Regions from separate parts of the Homo sapiens genome. Here region 2 is linked to region 1. Evidence: chromatin contacts called from ENCODE Hi-C or POLR2A ChIA-PET data. All regions are on one chromosome and are shown on one strand. The core of a region is the stretch at or near the end of the contact, and the rest is flanking DNA. Distances in the headings are between cores, read along the strand shown.

Region 1 (2,885 bases), core at 201-2,700:
ACTAGGGGTAGCTGAAACCTCAGTCCAGGCACTGCCGCATGCCCCGCCCCTCCCGGCCAAGGACTATACCAGCCCAGAGAATTAGTCTTTTTCAGGACCCCTTTCACCCTGGTCCCTCGGGTAGCGCCTCCACTATCTCAGCCCTAAGGGACCCCCGAAGGTAGCAGCTCCAATCCCAGTACAGGAAGGAAAAGGGGAAGTGGGATGATAGGGGGTTGGGGGCGGTAGACTCAGAGAGTCACGTGGCCCCAGCCCCTCCCCCGACCGATCCCGAAAAACCAGCCCTGCCAGTCAACCTGCCCTCACCTAGGATCTGGACCTAGGAGTTTAGGGCCTCGGGGCCCCAAATCCAAATTCTGGCCCCTCCTGAGGCCCGAAATCCTGCTCCTGGCCACCACCATTAATCCCTAATGAAAACAGATGACCACTCTCTACCCACCCTAGGATCTTTCCTCCAGGTCCCAGAACCGTGGCTTCCCGGCCTCTACCCAGGACCGGGGCGGGGCGGGGGGGCGGGGGGAAGGGGGAGAGAGGGAAGGAGGGGTCACGAAATCTGAGGGTTCCCTCCCCAATCCCAGAGTCAGAGGAGCTGGTTACTGTGGAAACAAACCCCTCCCCGCCAAACAAAAACAAGGAGGGAGACAGGGACCAAGACACGACTGCTCAGAGAGGTAGGCACACTCAGGCAGGCAGAGGTGGAGGGCCAAAGACCCGCAGGGACAGGACAGCCAGCCAGAAGTTCCAGGCAGGAACAGGGCAGGTTCCTGCGGGCAGGTCCTGAGTCACACTGACAGAGAACCACGGAGACGCCAGGACTCCCCGCAGCAGAGAAACGGGCCGACACCCAGGGAGGCGCGAGAATAACTGAGGCAAGGAGGAGGAGATGTAGGGACCCAGAGACAAGAGAAAAGTGGAGACTTCAGAAATACATACGCCCCCTACCTCCCACCACCCGCGTCTCACCTCTTCTTCTTCCTCCTCCTCTTCCTCCTGCCCCCCGCCCACGACCAGGCCACCTGGGCCCCCACCCTCTTCGGGGTCCCGGCTTCGGAAGCTGCTCAGTACGACTCCCCCGGGGGGGCTCGTGTCCAAAAGCAGCCGCAGGGGCCGCGGGAGCATGGCCGAGTGAAGGAATCAGCGGGGTCGGGCCATGGGGGCGCCTGGGGAGAGACGGGGTGGGGTGGGGGTGGAGAGTCAGGCAGGCGCGGGGGAACCGGGCAGGGAAGGGACGTGGGTGGGTGTCAAGAAGACCGGAAGGGAGTTCTGCAGGAAGGTTGGGGGAGGGGGCAACAGAAGGGTGGAATAGGGGGGCCCTTGGTGCTGTTGGGGAAGGAGGAGGTCACGAGTACGGGGACGCGCAGGGTGCTCAGGCTCTGACCTGCTCGGGAGGGGTGGGGGCAGCGTGGGTCCTGAGCCGCTGTTGCCGTCGGTCTCCGGCCCCGGACCGAGTCCCCTCCCCGGCTTTTCCGTACCCCCTTGAACCCCCCCGCCGGGCTCCTGGGCCCTCCCGCCCTTTCCGCTCCCCCCCGCGTCCGCCCGCTCCGAGAGCAGGAGCCAAAAGGGGAAGGAAGTGAGGACAGGAGCCAGGGCCGCGGACTAGGGGAGCGCTGGACGCTCAGGGACCAGGACCCAGGCGCCCGAGTCCCCAGCTCCACTGTCCTCCGCCTCTACACTCGGGGATTCTGGAGACCACGTCGACCCGCAATGAACTGGAATAAAGATTCCAGTCTCCAGCCCCTGGGGGAAGGCAGGAGCAGAATTTGACATTCCCTTCCCCAACAATAACACGGCTAAAACTCCCGCGGGAAGCGTTTCAGGCGGAGAGAGAGCCGGTCACTCCATCCCCACGGGATTACCCTCCCTACCACAACCCACGAATGTAGCTGACCGAAATCCCGGCCGGGTTTTCCGAAGGGCCCTCGATTCCCGCCCCCTCGGCAGGGGGCGGGGCAGGAAGCAGCCACATCCGGTTCCAGATTCGGCTCTCAGAGGCTTCCGGCGCCGAGACCGAGATCCCCGTCGGCTCGGTGTATCCTCGCTGGTGGAGTACCCTCTGCTTGAGCGCATCTCATGCGCCAGTAGTGGCGCCCGCCCCGAACGGTGTCGACGGGGCGTTCTCTGAGCGGTTCAGGGTCACTGGAAGGGACCAGAGGTGATTGGAATATTCATTGAGCTTGGAAAGGGGTTGGAATGAGAGAACCGTTTGGAAGCACTGGAATACAGCTTTATTCCTACACGATTAGACCCGTTACCCCGTGGGTCTGGCCGACCGTCCTGACTCGGAGATCCCTGAGCTGCGCCGCCGCTTCCTTCGTCAACATCCAGCAGCTACTTGATGAGCGCCCTCCAGTGGGCCTTAGGTCCCTATGCCGGCGCGGGGTTACAGCAGTGGACAGACAGGCCAGTCCCTGTCCTCGAGGAGCCCATGATCCGCGGGGAGACAGGCATTTAACGACGACTCACACGATCACTTAAATACAACTGTGGTGAACCGCACAAGAGGGACGCGCGGCGGTCTGCGGGGAATGACGAGGCCGACCTCGTCTGCGACCCAGGGAGGGCAAGGGTGGACCAGGCAAAGGGAACAGAGGACTGGGACCTGGAGGTGGGCGGGAGGCGTTTGGTTCATTGGAGGAAAGGAATAGCCCTGTGTGTGATGAGCATTGAGAGGAGGTCTGGCGAGCACCATCTAGGGCTGAAGAACTAGGCAGTGGCTCCAGCGCGGGGCGGTGGGGGGGACAAGTGAGCCAGGGCAAGAAGAATGGATTTGGCCCTAGAGTACGGGTTCTCCAAATGTAACCTCGGCCCTACAGATCTCTGAGACTATGTCAGGGGGTTTGTGAGATTTTATAACAAAATTAAGATGTTAGTACAATATCGTGTTT
Region 2 (2,885 bases), core at 1-2,500, 270 kb before region 1:
ACACCAAACATTGATTCATCAAGGAGTCTTACCACTTTACTATACTTCCATTTCAACTCACACTCAAATTCATCACTGATAATGTCTACTTTATAAAATATTCCTTCAAAGCAGCCATTGGCCTAATCCCCAGATGATGCCATTGATCCATGACAATAGGGAGAATAATGTCTCCATCATTACTTTCTTCTCATAGTCTTTTAATTCCTTATACAGAGGCTAGTTTCAACTGCAGAAGTAACATGGGGTCCTTTGTCTATCAAACACTCCCCTTGTAACATTCATATCTGCTCTGGGACAGAAATCTGTCCTTTGGACACCAGAGTAGGAGGTTTAAGAAAGGCCAAACGTTGATACAATCCAACTGATGTAGAGTGATAAGGAAGGCAGTCAGGCAGCATGAGGAAGTGGGAGGATGGGAGTTACAGAGAATTTCTGATGTAGACAATGAGCTTCTTTTCTTTTTCTTAAGGGATTTCCACAATCCTCCACTTTGTGGTATTGGGGACAGTGGTAATGACAGGGTGGGAAGGGCAGAAGAGGCTTATTTCAAGAGGAAGCAGTAAAAGGTGGGCCTGTGAGGACCTGTTTAGCAGGCTTTAACATCCTATGTACAAGTCCTTATCTTTTGAAGTGCTCTCCTGATCCAGGCCCTGCTTATCATTATTCACAAATTTCAGTGTCTGAAATAATCCAGAAGGTGGACAATCAGACATCCACAGATTAATTGATGATTTATACTTATTCTCCCTCTCTCCCCACTCTCTCTCCCTTTCTCTTCTCTCTCTCCTCCTCTCCCTCCCCTCCCTCCCTCCCCCTCTCTCCTTCTCCATCTCTCCCTCTCCATCTCTCCCTCTTCATCTCTTCCTCCCCTTCCCTCCCCTCCCCTCTCCCTCTTCATCTCTTCCTCCCCTTCCCTCCCCTCCCCTCTCCTTTCTGTCTCTCTCAGCTCCAAAAAAGAATGATACAGAGATGCATAACACTCCTCTCTCTCCCATCTGAAAATTTAGGGATGGGGTGGGGTCCTAAGAAGCTAGCCTTAGAATCTCTTCCTCTTACTGTGGTTTCCTTAACCCTCCATCATCTCATAACTAATGATAAGTCTGAAAATGAGCTTCCGTATTAATTCTCATTATTCTGACAACAGACTCTAGAATCCAGCCATATTCTACTGTTTGGAGCCAGCCAGGGACTTTCCAAGTATTCACAGTGAAACACTGGCTTCCATGCCTGGGTCTCCCCACCCACTGCCTCTGCACTTGGTGCCTTTGAACCTCTCTTGTTCCTCTTGCCCTTGCTACTTCTGTATAGATCACAAGCTCCCTCCACACAGCTTCAGTTACACACATCCGTGCAGCAGGACCTTCTCAGGGGCTTAGTCTGCCAGAAACTAGTGACACTGCCTTTCACCCACTTTTTATTGGATAGAGAGAAATGTTACCAGAATTTCCCAGGAAAAGAGCTTCTTTGAAGTCTCTACATGCATTCAGATAAATCCTTTCCCCTGATATTTTCCCTCCATCCCCCTCCTCACAGCCCTGTTCAGAAGCCTGAACATGTCATGATGGCTGGGGCCTCAAATCCAGGGGACAATATGAGGTGAAGGTGAGCAAGGAGACAGTCTACAAAGAGGCCGTGGAAGCTGTCGGGGAAGGAGAATGTTCAAGTAGCACAGGCAATCAAACACTTCCTATTGCTCCAGGTGCCAAAGCAGGAATGAAAACCTGTCCCCTCTGTTGAATACTCTTCTTCTTCACTCCTAAAACTACACACCTGATGTTAGTCGTCAGCCCTCTTCTTATCACTCTACACCTGCTGCTCTGGAGAACTCATCCAGGCCTGTGGCTCCCTGCACGTCTACACTAGTAACCTCTGAATCCACGGTCTCCAGCACTCCCTCCTGCTCCCATCCCCAGGTGGCAGTCAGGTGCCTGCACTTGGCTATCTCAACATCAACATCACCCCAACACCTGTTTTTTCATGCATTCAAGGGAGATTTTTTTTCTCCCCAAGTTTCTTTCACCTTCCCTTTGGGGTTCCTGGAATAAATAATACAAAACTTGAGGTTCTCTTGTGATGCTGTTTGGAGTCGAGAGAGAGACAGAGAGAGAGAGATACCCCCAGGAGGGAGTTGTCCCGATTCTTTTCCATCACTCGGGAGCTAGCCCTACATCTAGTCTTACTGTTTGGAGCCTTATAAAAAGATCTCATGAGCAGCCCCCTGGGAATAGCATGTCTTTGTTCTCTGAGAGGCAATGATTTTTATCTGGACCCCACATAACTTTTCCCCAGAGAGCATCACAGTAAAAGCACATGTTTATCTTCTCTCCTTAACTTCTGACATCCTTAAATCCCAAGGAAGGGTATGGAGGGAGACAGATTGATGATTCTGTGTATTTGGGTAAACCAGGTTCCTGGCTAAAATCACTTAGTCAAAAATGCCAAGCATGGTCAAGGGAGAAGGGTTAGAGAGTCTAAAAGAATGAAATTTGGAGACAGGTAAACTTGAAATTTATTCTTTCCTTCACCTATTATTGTGTATGTGATTTGGGGTCATATTCTTAACTATAACTACCTATTGCCTCATCTTAGAATAAGGATAAATAATATCTATGTTGAAACACTGCTGTGAGCATTAGTGCTCAATAACTATTACTACTGTACTAATGCAGGTTCTTGATTTTAAACAATAGAATGCAAACTTGAATAATTAAGCAGAAAAGGCATTTATTGGAAAGGAACTAAATAGCTCATAGAGGATATGACAAAGGCAGGAGTTCTTCATAGTTGATATTGTATCTCCGTGCATTGAATCAGGAGACACATGATGTTGATTTGTTCTGTTATCAGTGATGCTAATTTTGACTACTTGATTTTAGTGGTAA

The links. Hi-C counts contacts between places; a loop is a spot of excess contacts on that map. ChIA-PET counts read pairs that join two places held with the same protein, here RNA polymerase II (POLR2A). Pooled maps may share reads with other maps.
Region 2: a loop to region 1 is called in a pooled map, with 3 times the contacts of the local background. The contact joins the enhancer-like site here to the promoter of RGL2 in region 1. A Hi-C loop is called at or near these places in 5 of 50 pooled maps. POLR2A ChIA-PET finds 5 or more read pairs at or near these places in 5 of 52 experiments (CD4-positive, alpha-beta T cell, T-cell, WTC11 and 1 more).

What each region holds. Positions count from the first base shown.
Region 1 is chr6:33,297,492-33,300,376 of GRCh38, forward strand. It overlaps RGL2 (ral guanine nucleotide dissociation stimulator like 2), which reads right to left and starts at 1,451. Exons shown (of 18, transcript NM_004761.5): 1 at 1,379-1,451; 2 at 964-1,160. The coding sequence starts at 1,119. TAPBP (TAP binding protein) reads right to left here. Exons shown (of 8, transcript NM_003190.5): 8 at 2,203-2,885. RefSeq lists enhancers at 1-329, 416-916, 2,619-2,885 and a silencer at 1,684-1,862.
Region 2 is chr6:33,028,206-33,031,090 of GRCh38, forward strand. No RefSeq gene overlaps it. Among named protein-coding and RNA genes, the nearest start is that of HLA-DOA, 20 kb to the left of the region's middle. Within about 2 kb of position 1,251, at least 18 of the 41 ENCODE cell types and tissues checked have a DNase peak (open chromatin) inside an H3K27ac peak, as active enhancers do; they include CD4-positive, alpha-beta T cell, where a contact is called at or near this core.